Regions from separate parts of the Homo sapiens genome. Here region 2 is linked to region 1. A link is a loop called in an ENCODE intact Hi-C map of the cell type or tissue named here. Cell type or tissue: PC-9. All regions are shown on one strand. Links, peaks and the distances in the headings refer to the core of each region. The heading gives the core; the rest is flanking DNA. Region 1 holds the start of UBALD1 (UBA like domain containing 1). Region 2 has its middle 8.1 kb from the start of PPL.

What was found. A loop is a pair of places that touch in the nucleus more often than their neighbours do. Peaks named below come from ENCODE experiments on the same cell type or tissue, not always from the same donor. Only the 100,000 strongest peaks of a DNase experiment are listed, where the experiment ranks them.
Region 2: it touches region 1 in a loop (7-fold over the local background); 23 of 110 quality-filtered maps call a loop at or near these places.

The regions. Positions count from the first base shown.
Region 1 is chr16:4,611,869-4,620,124 of GRCh38, forward strand. It overlaps UBALD1 (UBA like domain containing 1), which reads right to left and starts at 3,020. Exons shown (of 3, transcript NM_145253.3): 1 at 2,810-3,020. The coding sequence starts at 2,929. RefSeq lists silencers at 2,201-2,370, 2,451-2,560, 2,601-2,700, 3,041-3,280, 4,524-4,753 and enhancers at 3,232-3,804, 3,805-4,376, 4,214-4,473. In PC-9, for the core only: a CTCF peak has its summit at 4,823; DNase peaks (open chromatin) are centred at 1,263, 3,073 and 4,483; H3K4me3 peaks cover 5,000 bases; H3K27ac peaks cover 3,399 bases.
Region 2 is chr16:4,941,012-4,949,397 of GRCh38, forward strand. No RefSeq gene overlaps it. Among named protein-coding and RNA genes, the nearest start is that of PPL, 8.1 kb to the left of the region's middle. RefSeq lists enhancers at 1,859-2,372, 2,373-2,886, 2,887-3,400, 6,801-7,558. In PC-9, for the core only: no CTCF peak of the experiment used is centred there; DNase peaks (open chromatin) are centred at 2,470, 3,910, 4,840 and 6,970; H3K4me3 peaks cover 1,249 bases; H3K27ac peaks cover 5,437 bases.

The DNA.
Region 1 (8,256 bases), core at 1-8,000:
CTCGGGGCCCTGCCAAGTCCCAGGCCCAGACTTGGAGCTTCAAGCCGCCGAGGTGCCCCTACCGCCACCCCTCAGGCCCACTCCCCTAATGCCAGCTTGACTTCCTGGCCCTCCCAGGCCCAGCACACCCAGAAATCCAGCCTGGCTCCTGGGGCCTGCCCTCGATCAGGGGGTATGGGTGGGAGGCTATTTAGATTTTTTTTTTTTTTTTTTTTGAGACGGAGTCTCGCTCTGTCACCAGGCTGGAGTGCAGTGGCGTTATCTGGGCTCACTGCAACCTTTGCCTTCTAGTTCAAGTGATTCTCCTGCCTCAGCCTCCCGAGTAGCTGGGACTACAGGCACGTGCCACCACACCTGGCTAACTTTTGTATTTTTAGTAGAGATGGGGTTTCACCATGTTGGCCAGGATGGTCTTGATCTCTTGACCTCATGATCCGCCCACCTTGGCCTCCCAAAGTGCTGGGATTACAGGCATGAACCACCGTGCCCGGCAAAAAATATTTTTTAAATAAATGAATTATGTGGGGAATTTCCTGCAGGAGACACCCTATCTGGGTGTCCCTAAACAGGGGTGTGGGAGCTCAGGCATGGGGGCCGGGCTTTAAGCACCTTCCCAGACCCCAAGACCCTCTGTCAGCAGCAGCTGTGCCCCAAAGCCCAGGCTCACTGTGTAAATCCCAACCCCAGGAGCCCCAGGCCACACCAGACCCCCTCTGCAGGCCGCTGTGAGCATTCTCCATTGAGAAACATCTGCCCCACTAGACACCGGCCCCTCCCCCTGCAGCCTCCTGCCCCCATTAGCACCTGAATTGCAGCAAATGTGACCCAGAAACACCGCCTGGTGGATGCAGCCAGCGGGTGGAGCGTGGAGAGGGATGGGGTGGCCATGTGAACCCCTCACTCAGCCCCATTCCAAGGCCTGAAGTCCCGTCACCTTCCTCCAGCCTCCCTGGCGGCCCCCACTTTACAGATGGCACAACTGAGACTTGGGAGTGGAGGGCACAGGGCTCCTCCCATGGGGACCCTGGGAGCCACCAGAGGCCCCAGATGCTCCTGCCCCTCTGGGAACAGTCTTTCCCCAGACATTGCACTCCTCAAAGCTGCATTTTCAATTAACTGTGCCGCTGAGGGATGTGGCCTGGGTGCCAGCTGGGTGCCAGGTTTTGAGGGCTGGGCTGAGTCCTGCAGGCAGGGCCCGCTTCCCACCGGACACCTACCTGCCCAGCCCCAGGCAGCGAGGGAACCCTGCGTGCAGATGTGTAACTGCCATGAATGCGGTTTTGCAAGTTTTGCCACATCCAGCCCCTGACACAAACAGGGCTGATGAGGGCTGTGGAGACCAGGAGGGAAGCAGGGAGCTTCCTCCGGGTGGGGCTGCCTTGGGGCACAGGGGGCAGTAAGCTGGCCAACAGAAGCTGACTCATGCCCCCCAACCCCACCATACAGATGTGGAAACTAAGGCCAGAGGGACAGAGCAGCCTCCCACGTCCTGGGGTGAACACCACACAGGATCAGTGGCCTCCGCGACGGCTGGTAGGAGGGAAGTAGGCAAGGAGAGAGGGATGTACTCATCTGGATGGGATGGCCACTGCCTTCCCAGACTGTCCCAAGCTTGGGACATTCTGATCCCCCTGCAGTCCCCAGGAAGCGGAGCCTCAGAGTCCTCTGGCTTCTAGTCCCTCCTGCAGGCCCTGGGATGGCTCCTCATGGAGAAACCAGGTTCCCAGTCCCCGGCTGGGCACAGATGGTACCGGGATGGCTGAGGCCATGACCCTACCCCTGTGAGGGGCACAGCTCAAAGGGCTCTGGCCTCATCCCCTGATACCAACCACCATGGGGTTAATCCTGGGGTCGGTGAATTAGGGAAAGCCAGGTAGCCTCTGGGCAGCACAAGCCAGGAGCACTACTGTCCTATGGGTTAGGAGAGGCCCGGGGGAGTGGGTGCCAGACCGGGGCAGCATCACCTCCTACCCAGCTAGCCCGAAAGCTGGTGAACCGTGTGCACCCTCCCCATTGCACCGGTAAAGGGACAGATGCCCCTGCCAGCCCCAGGAGAGCACCTAGTCGCGCACACGGAGTCCCCAGGCACACCTCTGAAGGGGATACACGCTCATCCCTGTGGTGTAGTGTGGGGCTCCGACACGCCACCCCTACACTCCAGGCCGTGTACACACATCACACCGTGCCGGGCACGGGCGGCATCTGCACACCCGCCACATGTGTACGCGTTGATCACACACCAAACGCACCAGGGGGCTGCGCGTTCACACGCGCGCCAACGTGCCCGCAGGTCCGCCACCTCCCCGGTGCCCGGCCGACGCCGTGGCGCGGTGCGTGCGTAAACACAAATGCACATGGACGTGTGCGCACGCCGCCGACCGCCCACCAGGCACGCGGACCCTCGGACCACTCGCCCGGAGCGGCTCCGCCCTCCGGCCCAGCTCTGCCGAGGCCTGGGGCGTCCTCCTTCCGGCCGCCCGCCCGACTGTCCGTCTGCACCGCGGGGCCGCCCGGCCCTCGGCCGTTACCCGGACAAAAGGGGTGGGGGGGGTCCCCGTCTCGATCCCGGGGGACTCGCGGCCCCGCGGGGGCGGCGTATCCCCGACCGGTGGCCCGGTTCCCACCTCCGCCCGCCGCGAGCCCTTGGGATCCGGACGCCGGGCACCGCCGTCGGGAAAGCGGGTCGGGTCTGCGGCCCGGAGGGGGCGCACAGCCGGCACGCGTCCACGCCGTCCGCCCCCGCCCGGCGGCCACGCGGGACACACTCCGCCCGTGGCCCCGGCCCTCGCCCGGCTCCGGCGCCGCGCACCTCGAACTGCCAGTGGGCCGCCTGCAGCAGTTGCTTCGCCTGGTCGGCCGCGCAGCCCGCCGTCAGCACGAACTGGTTGATCATGACCTGGTGCTTGAGCTCGTCCATGTTCACGGACATGGCGCCGCCGCGCTGCCCGCTCCGGCCTCCCTCCTCCGCCCGCGCCTCCGCCTCACGCGTCCACCATTAGCGAGCCGGCTCCGGCTAATACAAATATTTACTGTGCGGCTCTGACTCACCGCGCCTCGCCTCGCTCCGCCGGCGCCGCGGCATGCTGGGATATGTAGTCCCCACGGTGCGCCGGGCGCCCCGGGGGAGCGGGGCCGGCACCCTAGGGGACGCGAAGCCCGGGAAGGGGCGTGTCTGAGCACCGAGCGCCCGCTGTGCGGATGTCCGGGCCGTAACCCGAGCCGGGCGCGTCCACGTCGTCCTCGTTGCTCTCGGTGGCACCCGTGCCCCTGCTCTGGCACGGATGGGGGTCCGCTGGCGGGGGCCACGTCTGTGCATGGGCGCAAATGCCTGACCACAGGATCTTGGCCAAGGCCTGGGGACCGTGTCTGAACTGTGAGCGCCTACTGTGTGTGGATGCCCGGGCCGTGACCAGGGTTGGGGGAGTCCACGTCGCCCTCGTTGCTCTGGGTGGCACCCGGCCCCTGCTCTGGCACGGATGGAGGTCCGCAGGCGGGGGCCTCAGGTTCGTGCATAGGCGTTTTTGCCAAGGCCCAGGAACGGTGTCTGAAAACTGAGTGCCTAATGTGTGCAGGCGCCTGAGCTGGGACCAGAGCCAGTCACGTCCACGTCGCCCTCGTTGCTCTCGGTGGCACCCACGCCCCTGCTCTGGCGGGAATTAGGAGCCCAGAGGCCGGGGCCACAGATCTGTGCATGGGCGCAAACGCCAGGCCACAGACGTCTTTGCCATGCCCCGGGGACTGTGACTGAACGCTAAGTGCCTACTGTGCGCAGCTGTCCAGACCGTGACCAGAGCCAGGCACGTCCATGTCGCCCTCATTGCTCTCGGTGGCACCCGTGCCCCTGCTCTGGCACGAATTGGGGTCCCAAGGTGGGGCATACAGATCTGTGCATGGGCGCAAACGCCGGGCCACAGGCGTCTTTGCTAAGACCTAGGGACCCTGAACCCCTCTGTGATTGGCATCGCTCTGTGTTAAATAGTAGGCACGCCCTTAAGAGAGGGGTCTCTAGGAATTTTGGCCCAAATCGGCTGGTCTAGGCTGAAAGGCCCGGCACACTGTAGGCGCCGACAAATACTCGTTCAGTGAATGAATGAATGAGCCACTTAAAAGCTCCGCCGCACGTCACCGCCTATAGCTAGCCTCCTAGCTCTCCTCACTCAATCTCTCATCGCCCACTCGTGGCATGGGTCCTTCCTAGCCTGGCTCTGGGCCTGCCCCACTGTAGCCCCATGACCCTCTGGACGGCGCCTGGGACAGGCTGGCGGGGCCAGCAGCCTCTGGTGCTTCGGGGTCCCCCTCCCAGCAGTTCTCCCGCTTTCCCACGCAAAATCTCGTGCTCTTTGCCGGAAATCTCGGCCCTTAGCGGGCGGGCGCCAAGGCCCGGCAGAGCCAGTTCCGGAGCGGCCCCAAACTCCCTTTCCCAGAATGCCTCGGTTTATTTGCATCGTTTGGTCCCGGTGACGTCAGCTGAGTGAGGTCGTGCCTCGACCAATGGACAGCCTCGGGGTGTTAGGACCTGGCCATATAAGGTAAACAAAGCTGGTCGCCCAATGAAGAGGCGGCGGGGGCGGGCGCTGGGCCGGGGAGGCCGGGGGCGGAGCCGGGGGCGGGGCGACCGGGCGGTGTTTACAGACCGGCACATGGCGCTTCCGGTTGACGTTGCTGACAGCTAGTGAGGCTTTAGCCCGCTTCGAGCGCCCGGGGGCGGTAAGGCGCGATCATAGCAGCTCTAGGTGACCTTGGTCCGGCTCCTTGCGCCCCCTGGCCCCAGCCTCCTTCGTTGAGACACTATTTGTTGAGTCTTTCCTCTTTTCCTGGCCCTGACCTAGCGTGGGGCGACAGAAGAGCAATAGCCGGGTGGGGGCTGTGAGAACGGCTGGGGTTGGGAGCGAATTTCGGAAACCCGGAGGACGAGTATAGCCTTGCAAGATGGAAAATGCCCTCCCGGGCTGGCGCGGTGGCCTGTAATCCCACCTACTCGGGGTCCGAGGAGGGAGGATTGCCTAGGCCCAGGACTTTGAGAACACGCCTCTACAGAGATTTACATTTTAAGAAAATTAGCTGAGTTCGGGTCGGGCGCAGTGGCTCACGCCTGTAATCCCAGCACTTTGGGAGGCCGAGGCTGGCGGATCACCTGAGGTCAGGAATTCGAGACCAGCCTGACCAAAACGGCGAAACCCGTTCTCTACTAAAAATACAAACACTAGCCGGGCGTGGTGGCAGTCGCCTGTAATCCCAGCTACTCCAGAAGCTGAGGCAGGAGAATCGCTTGAACCCAGGAGGCGGAGGTTGCAGTGAGCCGCGATCGCGCCACTGCCCTGCAGCCTGGGCCACAGAGCAAGACTCTGTCTCAAAAAAAAAAACCAAAAAACAAAGCAACAACAAAAAAACAGAGAATTAGCTGGGTTCCATGGCTCACACCTGTAAGTAATCTCAACACTTTAGGAGGCCGAGATGGGCGCGGATCACTAGAGTCCAGGAGTTTGCGACCAGTCTGGGCAACATAGTGAGACCCTCGTCTCTACAAAAAATAAAAAATAAAAAAAATTGGCCGGGCGCCGTGGCTCACGCTTGTAATCCTAGCGCTTTGGGAGGCCGAGGCGGGCAGATCCCTTGAGGTTAGGAGTTCCAGACCAGCCTGGTCAAACCGTCTCTACTAAAAATACAAAAATTAGCCGGACATGGTGGCACACGCCTGTAGTGCCAGCTACTGGGGAAGCTGAGGCAGGAGAATTGCTTGAACTCAGGAGGCGGAGGCTGCAGTGAGCTGAGATCGCGCCATTGCATTCCAGCCTAGACGACAGAGCAAGACTGTCTCAAGAAAAAAAAAAAAATTCTGGAGTCCCAGCTACAGATTGAGGTAGGAGGATTGCTTGAGCCTGGGAAGTCAGAGGCTGCAGTGAGCCGTGATTGTGCCTGGGGAACAGCGCAAGATCCTGTCTCCAAAAAATAAAAAATGCCCTAGGGAGGCCGGCACTGGCCCTGGGGGTGAGTTAGGGGATACTGAAATGTGTAAACAGATCTGATCCCTTGGACACGTTGGGATCACTGTGGCTGTGGCTGTGCTGGGATCAGATGGTGGTGGAGAGCTCCGGTCTGAACTAGGCGACGTTCTTGATGTGTCTGGTTCCAGGGGAGTCTGCCCTGCCTTCGGAATTGGATGGAATGGAGGGAATTGCCTCAAGCTGCGGCTCCTACCCGGGCCCCTCAAGCCTGACCAAGGACTCTCCCATTGGGTGGTGGGAGGAGGACAGTAGGGGAACTAGTGGACTGGACCTGAAATGTCCTGGGGTGGGAGGGTAGGGTGGTGGGGAAGGCTTGGGGCACTGAGATAGCGGAGAGGGCTGGGGAGGGAAGGGAGTCAGGGTGCAGTGGAGTTGGTCTCTGAGGGCTGGGGCTGGGAGCCTGGCCTATAGGCAAGGGGCGGACACTGAGTCTTGGCTTTTCCCAGGCAGGCACTTAGCCTCGGCAGAAGCCATCTGACCACGGGAAATACAGTTTAAAATTCTTTCCTGCTGTTTGCGGATCACTTAGGGGCCACAGTATTTTGTAAACCCTGATGGTTCCAAGAGATGTTTGCTCTTGCTAAGAGTTGCTCCTTAACCTTTGCAAAGCTCATATGCATGAATTAATATGGGCAAAGTGCTCCACAGGGTAGGCCCACAGTAAAAACCAGCTCTGAATATGATTCCCGCTATAATAATTACCACTAGGACGACAACACAGTGTGGTAGAAGGTGGGCAGGTTCGGGAGCTAGACAGACCTGGGTGTCAGGCTTGACTCCGCTGCTTAATGACTTAATGCTTAATGTTGAGCGAGTTACCAGAGCTCTGGGCTTCACTTTCTCACTGGCGGGGCTGAGTTCTGGCCTCACTGCTGTGGAAGATTAATGCCTGTAAAATGCAGAGTGCAGGGCCTGGTGCTATTTGCACGGTTCTAGTGCTCTCACCTGTTTGCCTCCATCTGGACCACTCTGGGAAGCCCTAGCCCTATTTTACAGATAAAACTGAGGCTGGAATCCAGCCTTACCCTCTGACATTCAGAACCTGTGGAGAAGAGCGGGCACCCATGGTGCATTTCTGGCAAGGGAGGAGGGACACTGTCCCGGCAGGGCCCACTAAGGGCTTGCCTTGCATAGGGAGGCAGGAAGTGCCTTCACCCCTCCTTCCACCATCGTCCAGGTACCACTCAGCTGCCTGCCCAGGCTTGCCCAGCTCAGGAGGATCTCTCTCAGGCCAGCAGGCTGGCAAGAGTTGGGCAGGTGGGGCTGGCAGAGTCAAAGGTCACCCTACTGGTCTCCATGCAACCCCCTCACCCCCATCCCCTAAGCCAGCTTGTTTTTCCACGGGCAACAGGGAATTAAAAAACAACCTTGTTTTTAGCCAGGATTAGCCTGGTTGGAGAATGAACTTTGGATTCCTTAGCAGGCTGGGATGGAACCTGACAGCTGGGGCCAGCACCTAGTGGGAGGGAGAGGAGAAGGCATTTCCAGCAGTGCCCTTATGTCACCTGAGGGCCCAAGAGGTTCAAGGCTTTGCCAGACTTCACATGGCCAGTCCATGGGGGGCCCAGGGCCCTGGCCGCCTCCTCCTCACCCCATTCTTTGATTTATTCCACAGATGTGCTTATCAGACACCCACCGGGTGCCTGGCTCTGGGAGCACCAGAATACGCCAGGATCCTGCCCACTCAGGGGGTTGAGAAGTCTAGACTTGAGACTCAGGCACTCAGACCAGGAAGCCACCAGTCGTCTCCAGCGTCTGTCTTTATGTTTCTTTTTTTTTTTTTTTCATTTTATTTTATTTTTGAGACAGGGTCTCACTCTGTCACCCAGGCTGCAGTGCAGTGGCACAATCATGGCTCGCTACAGTCTCGACCTCCCAGCCTCAAAGGATCCTTCCACCTCAGCCTCCCAAGTAGCTGGGACTACACATGTGCACCACCACGCCTGGTTAATGTTTATATTTTCTGTAGAGACAGGGCTTTGCCATGGTGCCCAGGCTGGCCTCGAACTCCTAGGCTCAAGCGATCCACCTGCCTTGGCCTCCCAAAATGCTGAGATTACAGGCGTGAGACACCGCACCTGGCCCTGTCTTTACGTTTCAGAGAGCCCAATGCTGGCTGAATGTGAGGCAAGATCTGGCCCTTGCCTTGCCATCTCCCTCACTTGATTCTAGTCCTGTGCCGTACTCAGTTCTTTCCCACTATAGAGGTTTTGTATATGCCATTACCCCTACCTAGAACCTGGAGCAGCCT
Region 2 (8,386 bases), core at 146-8,145, 330 kb after region 1:
GGGGTTTCAGAACACAGGTGTGCGGGGAGTCACCTTGCACCCGCAGAAGCCTGAACTCAACATGGAGCTGGCTCAGCACACAGACCCCTTCCCCATACCCCAAGAGGGGTTCCCAGGGAACTTGTGCGTCCTTGCTGTCGCCCCCTGGTCTGCCTATGCCTGGACACCCTCTCCTTTCTCGTTCCCCATACCTTTCCCCACAGGTGGGCTCTTACTCCGGGCTCAGCATGCCTTGAGGATGGTCACTGCAGCAGTGTTGCTGACCTTGTACTAAGTGTGCATCCTGGGATGCTTTTGGCAACACAGTTGCTAATGGAGAAGCTCTGTAAAGAAACTGCTGCCTATTTGGAGGGGGATGGTCCGGTAACCAGGGCTGCCTACACCAGGAAGACCCTGCAGCTGGAAAAGGGGCAGATGTGGAGACCATATGTAGACTAACATGGAGTGGAGTGCCAGATGCAAAGTGCAAAAGAAAGAGGGAAAGACAGAGTGTGTGGTGTGTAACATGCTTGTCTATGCACAAAAAACTTCTGGAAGGATACATGAGAAACCGTTGCTGAATCTCCCCAAAAAGGACAAGAAAGAAGTTTGAATTTCTTTTCTTTTTGAGATGGAGTTTCACTCTCGTTGCTCAGGCTGGAGTGCAGTGGCGCGATCTTGGCTCACTGCAACCTTCGCCTCCCAGCCATTCTCCTACCTCAGCCCCCCAAGTAGCTGGGATTACAGGTGTGTGCCACCACGCCCAGCTAATTTTGTATTTTTAGTAGAGATGGGGTTTCACCATGTTGGTCAGGCTGGTTTTGAACTCCTGACCTCAAGTGATCCACCGCCTTGGCCTCCCAAAGTGTGGGGATTACAGGCGTGAGCCACTGCGCCTGGCCATTTTTTTTTTTTTTTTTTTTGAGATGGATGGAGTCTTGCTCTGTCACCCAGGCTAGAGTGCAGTGGCGCGAACTCGCCTCACTGCAACCTCTACCTCCTGGAGTCAAGTGATTCTCCTGCCTCTGCCTCCCAAGTAGCTGGGACCGCAGGTGCATGAAACCACACCCGGCTAATTTTTGTATTTTTTATAGAGACGTGGTTTCGCCATGTTGGTCAGGCTGCTCTCTAACTCCTGACCTCAAGCAATCTGCCCGCCTTGGCTTCCCAAAGTGCTGGGATTACAGGCGTGAGCCACCACGCCCGGCCCAGATCTCGGTTTGAATCCCCGCTCAGTCCCTTTCAGTTGTGTGAATACGGGCAAATCATTTTGCCTCTCTGAGCCTCAGTTTTCCTCATCTGGGAAGTGGGCGCAAACCTAGCATCAACTTCACAGGGTGAAAGGCTGTGTGTTAAGCATTCAGTATGTCCCCTGGCAGTTAGGTAGCCCCTAACGAAGGGGAGGGAATTCTCTCTGTAGCTAGAGACTGTGTGTTTGCGGGACTGACGGGCACAAGTGACTACAGGAGCTCCAAACAGTGTCAAAACTCTCGGCTTCTCCAACCTGCCAAATCCCCTTTCCCTACAACTCCTAGGAAGGTTAAGAGTTGGTTTGCGGGAGGGAACCAGATCAGGGACCTCTAGGTCAGCAGTGAATTCTAGCTCAGCTGCTGAATAACAGTGACGGCATTGATAATAGTAATGTCACCTCTTGTTTATTGAGGGCTGACTCTGTGCCAGGCACCATGGCACGTGCCCAACCACCCCCACTGGGTGAAGCAGGGCAGTGCTCCCTGCCTGGGAGGTAGCCACTTCCTTGTCTTATTTTCTTTAATTAATTTTAAGACACAGGGTCTCGTTCTGTCGCCCAGGCTGCAGTGCAGTGGTGTGATCATAGTTCACTGCAGCCTCGACCTCCTGGACTCAAGCGATTCTCCCACCTCGACCTCTTGAGTAGCTGGGACTACAGATGCACACCAGGAAGCCTGGGTAATTTTTAAATTTTTTGTAAATACGGGGTCTTGCTGTTGCCCAGGCTGGTTGAGAACTCCTGGGCTCAAGTGATCCTCCCACCTTGGCCTTCCAAACTGCTGGGAATACAGGCATGGGCCACGGTGCCTGGCCTCTCTTGTCTTACTTTTCAGGGAAGGAAATGGGCCCTGAGAAGCACAGGGCCCATTTGGGCTGGTACCTGGGTCAGCCTGCTCCTGGACTGAGCTCTTGAACCTCTGCCTCCCTCCACTCTTCAGAGTTCTAATTCCTGGGCTCGGGCTTGGGGCAGCTGGGCTGGTCTCCCGCTGACTCAGCTGAGCCTGGCCCAGGAGTGGCGGGTAGAATTAGCAGATTTAGGGAGGAATTTGAGTGGCGCTTCACCATCCCTCCCCTCTCCATTCTCTAGGAGCTGGGCTAGGAGCTCCCATGGCTGTGTGTGTGCGCACATGTGTACACACGTGCACACACCACACGTTTGTGGGCAGGCCGGATGGGGTGGGAGATCCGTTCTCACCCCATGCATCCTCCTCTGGGCAGATGGGATTTGTTTGGATCCGCGAAGCCCTCTCCTGCCAAGTGACTCATCCCCTCTGTTGCCGTGGGTGGAGGGCCAGCCTGCCGGGGTGGGGGAGGGTGCTTGCTTTCCTCGAGTTTGCTCGCACCTTCAGGGCCATTTGTTCCCTGGCAACCAGGCCACCCTCAGCGACCCTGAAACCTGTGTTCCTGCAGCCAGACCAGGCAGCCAGCTCATGGGAGGCCACCAACTTCGGAAGGGTTCCTCACGCCCGCCCTCCTTGTTTGCCATCACTGTTGCCCTAGCAGCTGGAGAGGTGTTTGGGGTATTCGCCTGTGAACCAGTTTGAAACAAGAGGGGCAGCATTCGCCCAGCCCGGGACAGAGGGACATGTGGGATATATCCCGAGCCCTCTCCGAGACAGCCATTCTCCCATCTGTGGCTGTATGCACCCCAACTTGGGGTGCATTTACAAATGCAGATTCCAGGGTCCCTCCCTGGAAGAGATTACGGTTGGGTGAGTCTTGGCAGGGCCGAGAAATCTGCATTTATTTATTTATTAATTATAGAGATGAGGTCTCGCTGTGTTACCCAGGCTGGTCTTGAATGCCTGGGCTCAAGTCAATCTCTTGCCTCAGCCTCCCAAAGTGCTGGGATTACAGGCATGAGCCACCAAGGAATCTGCATTTTTTTTGAGACAGGGTCTGACTCTCTTGCCTAAACTGGAGTGCAGTGGTACAATCTCGGCTCACTGCAACATCCGCCTCCCAAGCTCAAGCAGTTCCCCTGCCTCAGCCTCCTGAGTAGCTGGGATTACAGGCATGCACCACCACACCTGGCTAATTTTTGTATTTTTAGTAGAGATGGGGTTTCACCCTGTTGGCCAGGCTGGTATCAAACTCCTGACCTCAAATGATCCACCAGCCTCAGCCTCCCAAAGTGCTGGGATTATAGGCGTGAGCCACCGCACCCAGCCAGGAATCTGCATTTTAACAAACACCTACTCCGTGGGATGCTGAGGCAGGTGAGTTTGGGGCCACCCTGAGAAACACGGCTGTGAACAGAAACAGATGTTGCAGTAACTCCAGCCCTGGTCTGCCCACAGCCGGGATACACTTACAGGTTTCAGCCTGAAACCTGGGTTTGAAACTTGGCTCCACCTCACACCTTAGCCGTGTGACCTTGGGCAGGTGGCTCTCTTAACCTCTCTAGACCTCAGTTTCCCCATCTGTAAAATTGGGAAGAGCCGGTGGGCAGGGATGTGTGCACAGCCCCTGGCATGAAGGCCCTGCTCCTGTCCCTGCTCCGAGGGGACAGGAGGGGGCTGGCCCAGCTTCACCCCTGTTTTGTAACATGTGTTTACTTTTCTTACAGGACAATTCAAGGAGTGGAAAATTGTGCTGGCCCTCCAGCCCACATGGGCTGACTCACGCTCAGCTCTGGGCTGGGGGCCCTGTGAGCTCCCCACAGTTCTCCTGGGGCCAGAGGGGAGGCCAGGCCCTGGCAGCTGGAGCAGGAGAGGGTCTACGGTGAGTCATGCTCTGCCTGCCCCTGAGTCATCCCCTGAGAATGTGCCTCAGGCCCCTACCCGCCCGGGCCCCCTGGCAGAATGCCACTTCTCCCTGCCTGCCAGGCAGCCCCGCCCTCCTGCCGGCCCAGGGAGCCGCTGCTCCGATGACCGCCTCCTGGCTCTCTCCTGAATGCACCTGTACAGCCCTGTGTGTTATCAAAATATTGAAATAGCTCCCAACCGGTAGTTAAATAGCGGTTGCTCTGAGCCCCTGGCCACCCTGGTTTTTCCCCTCCCCAGCCACTGAGGGGTTAGCCGTGGGCTCAGCAAAGGGTTCTTCGACTCTGCCCCACCCATGGCTGGGGTCCACCGTGACTATGAAAAGCCCATCAGCCCATCTTGCAGATCCAGGTTTTTGGGATTTCAGACACTTCATCTTGAACCCTGGGCCACATTCCTTTTTCTTCTTCTCTTTGAGACAGGGTCTTGCTCTGTCACCAAGGCTGAAGTGCAGTGGCATGATCACAAGTCACTGTAGCCTCAGACTCCTGGGCTCAAGCAATCCTCCCATCTCAGCCTCCTGAGTTGCTAGGACCACAGGGGCGCCACCACGCCTGGCTAATTTAAAAAACTTTTTTGTAGAGTTGGGGTCTCGCTATGTTGTCCAGGCTGGTCTCAAACTCCTGGGCTCAAATGATCCTCCTGCCTCTGCCACCCAAAGTGCTGGGATTATAGGAGTGAGTCACTGCGCCCAGCCCCCGGGGCACTTTCTGACACAACCTGCTACACATCTTGGATCCCACTTGTCAAGCCTGGCCCTAGGCCTCTCAGGGGTGGGTACATCAAGTGAGGAAGTCACACTGTCAGGGCAGAAAGAGGGGCTGGGTGGGGCCGGACAGGCTCTGCTGGCTCAGGATCCCGGCAGGACAGGCTGCCCAACCCAGCCCCAAAACTCCCATCTTCTGTCCAACGCCCAAGCCTGCTTCCTCCCTGCCCCACCTCACCTCACACTGCCCAGACTGGTGGGGCTGCATTTTTGGGGCCGGTGCCAGGTGTGATGGAGGACAGCCCAGGTCAGGAGGTCAGGGCCCCGTTTCCTCCCAAGCCAGGATGACTCAGTGATGGACAGACTAGGCCACAAGGGGCCGAACACAAAGCCAAATTAGGGTTTAGTTTGAAGCCAACCTGGGTTTGAACCCTGGCTCTGCCATGCACCCAGCTGCGGGACTGTGGGCTGGTGGCTTAACTTCTCTGTACCATGGGGAAGAGCCAGTGAGCTGAGGTGTCAAATCTCAACTGATCTATTTCCTAACTGTGTGACCCTGGGCAAATGTCTTCACCTCTCTTAACCTCAGTTTCCCCATCTGCAAAATGGGGACACTCTGACACCTGCTCTGTAGGGTCTTGAAAAGTCTCAATAAAGGAAGACATGGAATCATGGCAAATAGTAACTTTTGTTGGGCATTTACTATAAACCAGGCCACGTGCTGAGTACCAGGCTTGGAGGCTGGCACTTTTTCTTCCAGCTTGATTGAGATGTGATGAACATGCAAGAAAGGGCACATTTTAAAAAATTTTAGGCTGGACGCGGTGGCTCACGCCTGTCATCCCAGCACTTTGGGAGGCTGAAAAGGTTGGATCACCTGAGGTCAGGAGTTTGAGACCAGCTTGGCCAACATGGCGAAACCCTGTCTCTACTAAAAATATAAAAATTAGCCAGGCGTGGTGGCGGGTGCCTGTAATCCCAGCTACTCAGGAGGCTGAGGCAGGAGAATCACTTGAACCCAGGAGGTGGAGGTTGCAGTGAGCCGAGATTGTACTGCTGCACTCCAGCCTGGGCAACAGAGTGGGTGTTCAGTGTCATTGTTGAATGAATAAATGAATGAGTGGGAGGACCAGTGTACTGTTGTGATCCCGGAGAAGGTCCCCTTAGGGGAGGACCAGGAAAGGGTTAGTAGGTCCTAAGTTAAAACTATGATGGAAGAGAAGAGGTTCATTGGTTTGTTCATCCATCCATCCATCCCTCCATCCATCCATCCATCCCTCCATCCATCCATCTATCCATCCATCCATTCATCCATCTATCCCTCCATCTCTCCATCCCTCCATCTCTCCTTCCCTCCCTCCCTTCCTTCCTCCATCCATCCATTCATCCATCTCTTCATCCCTTCATCCCTCCATTCCTCCATCCATCCATCCATCCATCCATCCATCTCTTCATCCCTCCATTCCTCCATCCATCTCTTCATCCCTCCATTCCTGCATCCATCCATCCATATCTTCATCCCTCCATTCTTCCCTCTCTCCCTCCCTTCCTCCATCCATCCATCCATCCATCTATCCATCCATCCATCCATCCCTTCATTTGTCAAATATTTACTAAGCACCTGCTACGTGACAAGTCCTGTTCTAGGCACTCAGGATTCAAGATCAAGTACAATAGACTCAGGTTCCTGCTCCCAGGGAGCTTGCTGTGGGAGACAGGAGTGGGAATGGACAAACAATGTAAGTTTGAGGTCCCCTTGGGTGGATCATGGCGCCTCTTCTGTGTGCCCCAGGAGACAAAGTCTGCAGTCGGCACAGAGTCACCGTCAGGTGGGGGCCCAGGGACACTATGAGGAAAGTGGCCAGACTCCAGTCTGAGGGTGGTTGAGGACCCGGTGAGGAAGGGGAGGCCTTAGCTTGCAGGGCGTCAGGTTCCCTCATCGTGTTTTCTGCATCACTGACATTTCCCAGGAGCCAGGCTCCTCCCCAACCCCCGTGGAGGATCTCGACCTCTTGCCCCCACAATACCTCCCACAAGTCACTCATCCATTTATTGAGCACCTACTGTGTACCCGGCTCTGGGGATATAGTAGCAAACACGATACATCCCTCACATCCTGGGGGCCCCCTGTCTTGGAAGGGAGGAGGGACAGAAAAGCAAACAGATAACCACATTTTTTACAAATGAAATAACCTAAGTGCCCATCAGTGGGGGAAGCGGTGGTAAATTACAAAACTGCCCTAGTCTGGGAGGAATTCGGGGAGGCCTGTGGGCCTCACAGGGAAGCTGAGGGTGTAGCAAGTGAAAAAAGGAAGCTGCCTGCTATTAGGTGTCGTGTTTTGCCATTTCCGCTTCAGAACGGAGCTGCCCTGTGTCTCCGTGAGCTCGTCCTCCACCTGCCTGCCTGCCTGGCTCTGCCTCCACTCTTTGTTCACGCTCTCTGCTGAGCTCAAACATTCCTGCTGGGCCCAGGCAGCCAAGCCCCCATCAGCCGCCTCCCAGGCCATTCTCTAATCACAAGCTCAGGCTTAATCCCCACACACGCCCAGGACTCCGCTCTGGGCAAATACTCCTCCTTTCAGCCCTGGAGTCCCTGACCTCCCGCTACCCAGACCATCCTGTCCCCTGTCCCCAGCCAAAAGGCCCCCCTCCACTGGTTGGGGGTGGGGAGACCTCAGTGTAGCCTTGTCCAATAAAACTGCCTGTGACAATGGAAATATTCTGTATACATGGAGGCGGCAAGCCACATGTGGCTACTGAGCACGTGAAATGTGACTAGTGCAACTGAGGAATTGAATTGTTAATTTTTAAAAATTCATTTTAATCCATTAATTTATTTTTTGTAGAGATGGGAGATTCTCACTGTGTTGCCCAGGGTGCCTTGAACTCCCGAGCTCAAGCCATCCTCCGGACTAAGCCTCCCACAGTGCTGGGATGACAGTCGCCTGCCGCCACGCCCAGCCTGAATTGTTAATTTTATTGTTTATGTGTATTGTTATTTATGTAAATATAGAGCATATTCATATTTACAGAATTTAATTAATGCAAACGTAAGTAGCAGCGTGCATCTGGTGGCTGTCGCAGGGTCCACCTGGGCCCAGGCATGGAGAAGAGGACAGCTCGGGTCCCTGGTCCTCTTCTTGGCAGGGGCAGCCTAGAGGGGCTGGGTGGCAGCTGAGGCCTCAGGCACTGAGCTGGGGGGTCCCTGGAGTCGCTGTGTTGATGGGGCTGAGCTTTGGGTGTTGGTGCCTGTGGCCCCTCCCCAGCGGCCAGTCCCTTGTTCTGACCCCTGCTTGGTGGTCAGAATCACACACTGAGAGCTCCTGAAGACCTGAGCTGACCTTCAGGTGGGACTGTCCGGCTCCAATGACAAGAGGTCGTTTTCCCCAGGTTCCTCTGTCTGCATCCGCTCCACGGATGCGCTCTCTAGGAACAGCTTCCCCTTCCTGGTTCTCCTGGGTCTCCCTTTCCATTCCTACAGCATCTACCTGGGCAAGAGATCTAGGGTCTCACCCCCTCACCTCCAGATTCCTGAGGTCACTTTGGTGGCCTCCCTCCTCCTGGCTCCTCCTCCGTGCTCTCTGCACCCTTCCCCCTCCTCCACCGTGGTCAACTACAATCTATTCCCAACACAGCAACCAGAGGGCTAAAGTGAAGTCAGCAGACTCCCCTGTCCCATACCTCC